2 separate regions of the Homo sapiens genome follow, and region 1 is linked to region 2. The links are chromatin loops, found by intact Hi-C in ENCODE. Cell type or tissue: heart left ventricle. All regions are shown on one strand. Links, peaks and the distances in the headings refer to the core of each region. The heading gives the core; the rest is flanking DNA. Region 1 overlaps EFEMP1 (EGF containing fibulin extracellular matrix protein 1). Region 2 has its middle 110 kb from the start of PNPT1.

The links. Peaks named below come from ENCODE experiments on the same cell type or tissue, not always from the same donor. Only the 100,000 strongest peaks of a DNase experiment are listed, where the experiment ranks them.
Region 1: it touches region 2 in a loop (2.0-fold over the local background); 4 of 110 quality-filtered maps call a loop at or near these places.

What each region holds. Positions count from the first base shown.
Region 1 is chr2:55,882,910-55,888,293 of GRCh38, forward strand. All of the region lies in intron 5 of EFEMP1 (EGF containing fibulin extracellular matrix protein 1), which reads right to left. Among named protein-coding and RNA genes, the nearest start is that of EFEMP1, 38 kb to the right of the region's middle. In heart left ventricle, for the core only: no CTCF peak of the experiment used is centred there; no DNase peak of the experiment used is centred there; H3K27ac peaks cover 3,937 bases.
Region 2 is chr2:55,802,395-55,807,778 of GRCh38, forward strand. No RefSeq gene overlaps it. Among named protein-coding and RNA genes, the nearest start is that of PNPT1, 110 kb to the left of the region's middle. In heart left ventricle, for the core only: no CTCF peak of the experiment used is centred there; no DNase peak of the experiment used is centred there.

The DNA.
Region 1 (5,384 bases), core at 216-5,215, 81 kb after region 2:
TCACCCAATTTCTGTCTTCCCTCTAAGAATCTCTGAGAGTAGACCCTGAGGTTGGTTTGCCTTTCACTTTTCTGTATTTTCAAGGAGGACTGCGCATTTACACTATGCAGTATAATAATATATGAAGTTGAGATTGTAAAAGGGTTGTCCTCAGAAATCAGCTTCACTTAGCTGGGTGTGGAAATGATAAGAGAGATTCTTTCGATAAGAAAGAGGGAGGGGAGATGAAAAATACTTGAGTGATGTATGGCTATTTATTGGATAATAATCTATAAAGCATCCACTTACGTAATTCTTTGAACTTGGTTTTAAAGTTTTGGCTAAGGTTTTTGTTATTTTGTTTTGTTTTGAAATTTATTATAATTACTACTAGTATTATTTTCAAGTCAGTGATTACAAACTGTCCTTTTTAGGTACTATGCGATGGTGCAACAATCCTGCTTTGAAATTATCTGCTGTTTTTTGTGTCTTTTATTATTTTCTCAGATGCACTTGATGAAAACCTTTTTACTGGGGTTTCTTCAGAGCTTTATGACTCGTTAATGCAGAAATGACAGCAGAGTATCTATTGTTTTATGTCAAGAACATTTGCCAGCATTTGCAGTGATAACAGTCCTGAGAGATACGGCAATGTTAGATTCAGATGTGGCAAGTTTCCTCTGGCAGCAGATCAAGGCCCTGGGCTGGCTGCTGCATTTTCTAAGGGAGGCCTCAGCAGTGACTGAGGCTTTTCTTTTTGACATCTATCTGCAAACTGCCTCCACCCCGCTGCATTCCTACAACTGATGCCCTATGACTTCCTTCCTACTTTCTTGTTGCTCATTTCTTAGTGTCTGATAAATAGGCTAACATTTCCAGTGGAATTAATGTATCATTAAGTAGATTTTAAACACAAAAACCTGTGCTACTCCTTCTTAAGAATGAGGTCTGTTTACCTTCTGAGTGGGTTATTTAATAAAAATATTAGGTGAGTTAAATTAATAAAAACAAACAACAACAAAAAACAAATACCACTGTGCTCACTGCCACTACTTTCCTTCCCTTTCTCCACCAACACCCAAACAAAGCTGCAACAAGACTTGCCTCACCTAGGACTGACTGGTGATTACACATTTTACTTACTGGGACTCATAAAATTGTCAAAAAAGTGACCTCTGTGACCAGGAGGCAGCTACTAACTACATTTCCATTTATGGCTTCTCTGGCTGTGGTTTAGAATATTTATCCTCTCCTTTGCTGTTGGTGGTTTATCTAATGCTAAAGGCTATAAACAGACTGAATTTCTTTGACCTATTTTCAATTACGTTAATGTCAATTTATTAGTTTATTTAAATAACACAATATTATTTTGAAAATTATACTTTGAGATCCTGGAATTACTTATTTACACATCTATGCAAAGTCATATAAAATTATTATACATTGTTAAATTCCGTTATGTTTGGCTTTTCTACTTCTATGCATTTCCATTTGTCATAAATACCAGAAAGCTCACTATGATACAAAATTTACTAAAATGGACAATGATGTCAGAAACTCAAAGCAGAATACCCATCCCTGTGCAGATGCTCTGGAAAAGGTGGCTCTCCCAGGAGTGTTGATGACAGTCCACTGCCCTCTACTTGCTCCTGACTTCCCATAGTGCAAACACAGCCTTTTGTAGGTATCTCCATGGTGTGTAAGAAAAATCTGTTTCCTACATTTGTATGGGAGAATATCTGCATTAGCAAAAGCAATGCTTTATTTATAAGGGAAACTACTCAGGTCAGCCATGATTTTCCTGATAATCTAGGACAAATTACTATGGGGAGAAATTTTTTGTTGTTTTTGCATGATTATAATTTATCCTTGACAGTTAAGCTCACTTGGTTTTTCAGGCAGTCAGTTAATAAATTTCCTGGGACCTGGACCCAAGCTCTTTGGGTGGGGATGGGGGATCTATGTCTTATTTTCCCCCCTGTATTCCCAGTGCCTAGGATAGTGCATGAAACATGGTGGATTTTCAATAAATATTTGTGCAATAAATGGATAAATGAGTTATTACCATTTGCTGAGAATTGGTACCTAAAGTTTCAGGAAAAGTAGGATCAGTGTTTTACCTAATGGAGCTAAAAATGTATGAAGCAGAGTAACAAGGTATATCTGAGAAACACAGCAAAATCAGTAAGATGTTAGTAAAAGAAAAATGATGTTGAGCAAGTGAGTCCAGGAGTGCAGAGGCTATGAGGTATAAAGCAGATTCGCCAGAAGAGGTGGGTTCTCCACTGCATTTTGAAGAAGACGAGATACATGGGTTGCCAGGAAAAGGAAGCTGTTTCTAGGCAGAAAGCAGCTCACATTAGAAAATGCTGATAAGACAAAACTGGTTTCCATGAGAAGAATGGCAGACAGATGGCGTCAGCACAGCTGCCGGGGCTCTGTGTGAGGAGCCTGGTGCAGTGCCTGGTTGAAGAGGATCATGAAATGCTAGATCTGTCGTGAACAAAATTCAAGGCCTTAAAGGCAGGATTAGAGAGTCTGGATTGAACAACATAAGGAGTCTCTCTGAACTATGTAGACAGAGCCTAATGTTAACATTACCAAAGAACAAAATAATAGATTGTGCTTCCTAAAATACCATAACACATTTCGTCATTCTAATACATTAACAATAGCTAATGGCAATATTTGGTGATTCCCTCATTTTTCAAAAATGTGCCCACGTGCTCCCTCCTAGTGATTTATACTATTGTAGGTCCCTCTCTTGCTGACTTTGGCACCGTTAGTTGCTTTAAATAACACAGGCTAATCTTTGCTCAGCTCTTCTAGCCTCTTTATCACACCGACCCCCACGTCTAGGGAACCGCACATTTGATTTTCTCTCAAAGTTAATGGAGACAACTTTGTCCACATCTCTGTGGTGTCCATTAAGTCCCTGCTTAGGCCCTCATTCTCTATGTTTTTGGCTCCTTCCCTTCAGTCTGACTCATATTTCCCAAACCCCTGACTCATGCTGCTTTCTCTCTCTTATGCAACATTTTAATCTCTGCAATGTTCTTTCCATAATTTGATAACTTACCACAACATGGAGTCCCTTTAGCATGTTTTCATGGGCAAAAATTATCTGCACCTTGAATGGTGTTGAGTACCATTTAGACTTTTATAATTTGTGCTGCTTTTGGTTTAAGAAATAATTTAGAACTACTTTTGAATAAGCCACTGTAGACTAGTGATGAGAATGCACTAGTAATAGGACAAAGAAGACTGAAATTATTTTGAATCTGTCACTCCCTGTGTGATCTAGGGTCATGGTATCAATTTTTTCTCTTTGTTTCTCCATCTCTGAAATAGAGAGTCTATCCTCAACAATAACACACAGATTTTTAAAAGTATTCAGATTCTTCACAATATACTTTTTTTGTTTCCAGACTGTAAACCCCTGGAGTAAAATAACCGTATCTTTACTAGTTCTGTGTGGGGCACTGTGCATGCTTTGCAAATATTATTTAATGGTGCTATCCTGTGAACTCTTGTGGTTAAAGAAAAGATAGTGGTTAAATTCAAGTTGGTGATACTTCTTGATCTGTGTGGATTTAAAACCTTATTATACCTAGCTTCCTCAATCAAACTGATTTAATCTCATAAATGGAGTAAAGTAGAAAAATGGTCAAGGTAAAGGATTCATGTTTGTTAGAAGGAAGAGCTTCTTTACCATTGGCCTCCTTCCTCCCAACATTCTTAATGATTTAGATACCCACCTGCTCAAAATGATTGCTCCCAATCCTTTCTAGAGACAGGGTGATAAACTAGTTCCTACCAAAGTACTCTTTTTACTTACTCTCTGAAACTTTTTAAATAAAAGGGACTCACTGAGTGAAGGTCTTAGAGGTATTTGGAGTATTTTGTTTTTCAATATAATCCTGGAAGGTAAGAATTACTTCAGCAAGACCTGAGGGCACTGAAGTTTACTACTGTTTTACTCATCCAGTATTTGCTATTGATAATGATAACCTGAGTAATTAATATAATAAATTATGTAGATTGAAATCTGATTTAGAAAAAAGTATATAATATTTTATACAGATTCATATACAAACTTGGTAACATTCTAAAATTAATTGGTATAAAAATAGGTAAATTCTTAGCAATATAAAAAGATCTATTATTTGATTGGGAAGGCAGAATTACAAAGCTTCTTATTTAATCCTAATAGCCCTGTGGAAGAGGTAGTTACTTCATCCACAGTTTACAGATGAAGAAAAAAAAGGATGTCACTGAAATGTAGACTCAGTTGAGGGAACTTGCCCAGGGTCACACAGAGCAGAGATTCAAACACCAGATTTCCATTTTGTTTCTGCAATTTAGGTCCTGAGGAAGACTTATTTCCTATGAGTTCTGGAGAGTAGTTTTAAGTGAATTTATAGGTGTTTTTAATTTTTTTTAGCCTTAAAGATAGGGTTGTTAATGTCACAGCACCTTGATTCCTCCCTTGCGTCTTTCTTCTACTTAGAATAACATTCATAGCTCTCCAAGTTTTCTGTTTCCCTCCCCAGTTTTTAGCCAATTATCAACATTTTTTTGTCAAAGACTTTCTAGTTCCCTTGCTGTTTCTTTCATAGTACTGGAATCAGATTTATCTGGGCCAAATGCCCAGTTCTAGTTAGCTTTTCACCCTTCTGAAATTATCAGCTAGAATTCACTCAAGCTAAGCAGTTCTAGTGGAGAAAATAAATACTAATATTAAGTAACAAGAGAGAACTGTCTTAATCGATGGCCAGCAGTAGATTTATAGTTCTAGATTCTTATCAGTTCTGGCAAAACAGATTGTTAATAATTTGGTGTGCTTTAAATGATAAACAAAAATATCACCAAAATCAACAAATTATCAGCCTCCCTGATAGTTCATTTCTTTGTTTTAGAGAGTGGCGAAATCAAGTGTCCTAGAAGCCCTTGGCATTGCATTGTGTTCTATCAGAACTTTACAATATGCTGTTCTCATAGGAAAAAAATCATGCTACTTCGAATTGCTTTTCTAGCAATGATGACGGATTTGCATTGCAAATGGACCCCCCTCACGTAGCTTCCTCTGTGGACAACAGTGTTCATTTGCCAGATGATTGGATGAGGTTAGGCATACAGTTCATGAACATGGGGAAGAAAACCAACTAATGCATGTGAACGACCAATCTGTGACTCATCTGTACTACACATAAACCAGATGAACCAATGGGTCATAGGCTGAAACAGAGGAAGAGCAAAGAAACAAAGGCTTTACTTCTCATTCTTCAGCTGTTTTTGCCCACTGGCAACATGAAGCTTATGCTTTCAGAATCTCAAGGAAACAACATTGTCTACTGTTAAATGATTGTTAATTGTTAGGAGTATTTTCTGGCATCTTTGTGAGT
Region 2 (5,384 bases), core at 169-5,168:
GCTTGGTGATTGACTCAGACCTCTTTTCTATATTACTGACCTTAGTTCCCTGCCTGTCTCTGCTCTGCAGCCTGTCTTGATTTTGCTCCTTAGCAGCTTCTGGGAGGTAATAATCCCTCCACTGGCCCTGCAGCACTCTTACCAGCACTGAGCAGCTGATACCTCTTGCCACGCCTTTCTTCTGCCCTGCTCACTCGTTCCCTCCTGCCCAGGAAGATGCCAGACTTTATGGAAGAGCTGGGACTTTAACTGGAACTTGTGCAAAACAGGGTTTTAAAAAGATTAATCTGAGAGTAGCATGTTTACTGGAGAGAAGACAGGAAGACTTCATGGAAGTAACCCAGGACCAGAGGATAAAGGCCCAAACTGGTGGCAATAGGAAAAGACGGGATTGATGTTAGACATGTTTCTAAGAAAGAATTAGCCAGACTGACTTGGCAGAAAGAGAAAAGAAGAAGATGGATGTCTTTGAATTCTTAGAAATGCTTTGAAGATAAAAGCTCCACCTGGGGGAAAACACGAGAGACCTTTGAGGGTTCACCTTCCAGTAGGGTGACCAATTGTCTCAATTTGCCTAGGACTGAGAAAGTTCCCAAGACATGGGACTTTCAACTTCAAATTAGGATGGTCCTTGGCACACCAGATTGAGTTGGTCATCCTATTCCTGACCAGTGCCAGTATCATTCAGTGTGGTGTTGAATAAAAGCTTTTATATTTCTATGGGGCTCTTTTGACACTCCAAGTCAACTTGGCCTGGATCATCTTGAACAGGCATTTCAAAAAGCTGTTGGGATTTTAGTCAAAGGGGTTGAGACTTTTATAAGTAGGGCAGAATGCTACATATAAGAGTGGTTGGCCGGGCGCGGTGGCTCACGCCTGTAATCACAGCACTTTGGGAGGCCGAGGCAGGTGGATCACCTGAGGTCAGGAGTTCGAGACTAGCCTGGCCAACATGGCGAAACCCTGTCTCTACTAAAAATACAAAAAATAGCCAGACATGGTGGCAGATGGCTGTAATCCCAGCTACTCAGGAGGCTGAGGCAGGAGAATCGCTTAGAACCCGGGAGGCAGAGGTTGCAATGAGGTGAGATTGCACCATTGGATTCCAGCCTGGGTGACAGAGGGAGACTCTGTCTCAAAAAAAGAAAAAAAAAAAAAAAAAAAAAAAAAGAAAGTGGTAGGTGCCTGTGTCACAGCCAAGCTTCAGGCTTCCATTTTGGTGAGAAGCAAATTAAAAAAATAAAATGTTCAAATAATCTCAAATTTCAATGTACTTTCATGCTTCCCCCACCAAAAAAAAAATTGAAGTTCAATTTGCATAGATTAAAATGTTTTGCTCTTTCCTTCATGCTTTCTTTCCTGTTGGTGGATAATGTAAAGCTTACTGAAAATGACTCAAAGCAGGAATCAGACAAAGAGAAGATAAGAACAATCAGGAAAGAGGAGAACTTTGATGGTGAACAAATTGATTGCTGACCACTGAACTTAACTGTGAAATATCCAGAGACAAGTGTTTGGTAACCTCTCTTCTGTGGAATATGAATAATGAGCTGGAATTAAGTCCTCAAGACCTTTATACAACCAGAATAGATGTCGTGCATTTACATGAGAAGATAGAACCTCCTATAACTCTAGAACGGATTTATTTTTAATGGAGATGTTGTTGCAACAGATTTGTTTATTTAGGTTTCTAGCCATCTGCAAACTGGAGGCAATAAACCCAAAGTTTGTTTCTAGACTGATACAAGAACATCAGTGCAGAATGACTATGGATACTTTGATAGTACAGAAGGAGAGAAAAATAAAACACAAAAATTTGCCAAAGTAACAAAGGAAGCATAGTGGCCTGGGGCAATTTAATGTAGGGGCAACTCATTCTATGCATTTGTTATTGTTTTATACCCCTATGTAATGAGATAGTTTAAAGATGACCCTAAATCATCAAGAAAAAGTTAGATACATTTAGTGTACCTTGTTTGAGACCAAGGAAAGTATTTAACATTTTAGAAAGAATTTCCAACAAACTCTTACATTGAGTTTTCAGTTAATCTGAAAATTGACTTCTGTGGAATAACTTTATTCCATAAACTATCAATAAAGGAAATACTACATGTTTAAAACAAAATGAAATGGTGGAAACTAAGTGAGATTCGAGACTCTATGTTAGAGTACTAGGGACCCTGCATTTCTGAGAAAATTGACTTGCAATGTCCCTGTTCAGCTTGGGCTGTGCAATGAATGCCAACTGCAGGACAAAGCTGGGTCTTGCAGACGTCCTGTTGCCCTGACTGCCGGCAGAGAGCCATCAAAAGCTTCAGCGCAGCCCCAAGGGGTGCATATATTAAAGGAAAAACAAGAGCTATGCTCCAAAATGGCTTCATTTAAAATGCAAAGGGTAACAAGAGAGCAACATTTGGGGAAAGCCCAGCTCTCAGAAACAGGAAAGTAATACCGAATCTCGGTTAAAGTTGCTTGCTCTTGAACTAATTAGCTGAAGATTGAATTCAGCATGAGAAGTCAGAATGTGGGTTAAGAGTGAAGAAAAATGTTATTTTTCCTCTTAGGTACCAGCCTGGCACTTCAGAATGTAGTAGCAGGCAGCACATGAGACTCAGCCAATTTGATGAAATCACAAAATTGTAAAAAACACTGTGGCTGATTGAAAAGGGACTCTAGAGATGTAATGTGGGCCAGATGTTTGATAAAAGGCAGTTTTTATCTACTTTGGTGGTAGCCTCTTTGTAATAAGATATTGGCACATTTGTCATTAAGGAAAAATAAAGAGGAATGAATAATACAGAATCCAGTGGAACAGTAAATAATAAGTTCCCACCACTTTTGAAATACTATTCCTACCTAGAATTGATCTGCTATTTTTTTTTTTTTTACATCTCTTTTCTTGTTTTTCTAAGATGGGAGGTTTGTGGGAAATTATACATAAAAGAAGGAAGCGAAAATCTTTTGCTTTTGTTTTACTTGAGAGCCTTTAAGAAAAAGATGGAATTTATAAAGTCATATTTCCTATTGATGGCATCCTTCACAGGTTACAATCCCTTGACAGAACATGTCTGCAAATAACAAGATCTTATTTCTTAACAGGTCTGTGCTAGATTCAAAATTTTCGTGCCGAATTAACTGTGTAAACAAATTTGGAATTTCTATGTCACAAGGGAGTGAAAGTTTCCTACCTCTTTTTTTTGTAGATGGGTTCCCCACCTCCAAATCTGAAGAGTTCACATTTTCTGAATCTATGCTATTCCCTCAGTGTTGTTCCCTTTGACTCTTTCTGTGTGCATTCCATGTTAATTCTGCTGCTGCTTTTGGATTCTGAAGTATTCAGAGCCATAAGCAAGGGTATACAGTCTCAGAGAGAGTGACAATGCCCACAAATTGCAGAGCACACTTCAGCTGAGGGCTCCCAGCCCTTCTGGTCCTGCCCTGCCAAAGCCCAACTGTTATGTAAGATTCTCGTGCCCAGATCTCTGCCAAGCTTGGGGATTCTGTGAATTTCTCATTAGTCCATTGCAGAATAAAAGAAGAGGCAGGAAGAGTCTGTGCCAAATAAAGAGTTAGGAGAGAAATGGACTGATTGGGTATGGGCATCCATTGGCAGAGAGTGCTCACCTCAGCATCAGTTAAGAATCCACAGAAAAGCCAGGGGACCACATTGCAGGTCACCCGCAGGCTTTATCTTCTATGACTGACATTTAAACGGGAGAGCTCATTTGATGCTGTTCCAGGTTCGCTGCTGGGTGTTTCTAATTGTGTGTTTTAATTAATGTTTTTATTGTACTTGGTCCCAGAGACTGTTTCAACAGACCAGCATATATTTAGAACTCTCTAAATAAATAAATGTAAAACAAAGGAAAACTGACTCTGGTGGAATTGTGAGAATTACTGTTTCTAAAAAGATAGGGTAAAGTTTCAGACTCTACTGCTTGAAACCAACTCCTTGGCAATATCAGGGCCTGTCCACCTAAACACATCCTATGGGTATAGCAAAGCATGGCTTGAGACTCTTATCCAGTGTTTGGGTTTAGAAGTCTATACTCTGGGTCTTGAGACAGTTGGGAGACACTGTAAAATTTATTGTGTTGGGTTTTTTTTTCTGTATTTAACAAATAAATAGGGATATTGGCAGTGGTAGCAAATATCTGAGGCAACATTTATTTGCACCTGTGTAGGTCTCTTTCTGTTGCTAGGTAAAGAAGGTAACTAGAATTGGCTAGTTCCTTTGCACCCCTTATTGTTGTCTCTTGAATTTTGTTCTCCCCTTTAAAAGGGACAGTAACACCTGAGGGAGTGAATTTAATTCAATTCAGCAAATACTGAGCACTTCTTCATTCAAGCCAGGAGCTTGACTTTATGGTGGAAATGAGGTGTTTACAAGTTATAGGAAATGTATTTATAAGATACATCTTGCTTCTGAATATGTGCTGAGTTTGGAGTAGGTGAAAGCATATTTGATTTCTTCTTGTCAGAAACCATTATTAGTTAAATTCTTCAATTGTAATTTTCTTGGGGCCCTAGAGAGATCGTGAAAGTTACTCAGGAGCTGTAAGGCTGGAGTGTTAGCAAATTGGCAATAGTAATGAAGCCTGGTCCTGGACAGGAGAGTGAAGTTCTGAAGTCTATCTGGTTGTCTGCCATCACTTTTTGTGTTTCCTAATAGTGGCACCCTTTTCTTCCCTTTTCTCCATCTTCAAGGTGACCTAAATTAGTGGCTCTTGACCCTGGTTTGCAAAGAGAATTGAAAAAATACTGATGCCTGGGTTTCCTACGAAAGTCAACAAAAAGTGTCACGGCGATTCTATTGTGCAGCCAGGATGAGCCCCAGGTGCCTTTACCCACCTTCAGCACTCCTCTTCTGCATGCAGCATGGCAAGCTTGTCCTCAGGAAAATAACCTGCTTAAGTCACTCTAGTTCCTTGATTCTAAGATGCCACCGGTTCTGAGATATACTATAGATTGAATAACAGCTTTTTGATTAAAAAAAGAATGAACAAAAGGCCAGGCATGATGCCTCATGCATGTAATCCCAGCACTTTGGGAGGCCAAGGTGGGCAGATCATTTGAGGTCAGGAGTTCGAGACGAGCCTGGCCAACATGGTGAAACCCCATCTCTACCAAAAATACAAAAATTAGCCAGGCGTGGTGGCGGACACCTGTAATCCCAGCTACTCAGGAGGCTGAGGTAGGAGAATTGCTCAAACCCAGGAGGTGGAGGTTGCAATGAGCCAAGATCATGCCACTGCACTCCAGCCTGGGAGACAGAGTGAGACTCCATCTAAAAAAAAAAAAAAAAGAATGAACAAGAAAAAATATCACCACATTATGAGTACACCTTAATTTTAGGTCATGCCATGGTTTCAGAAATATTAAAA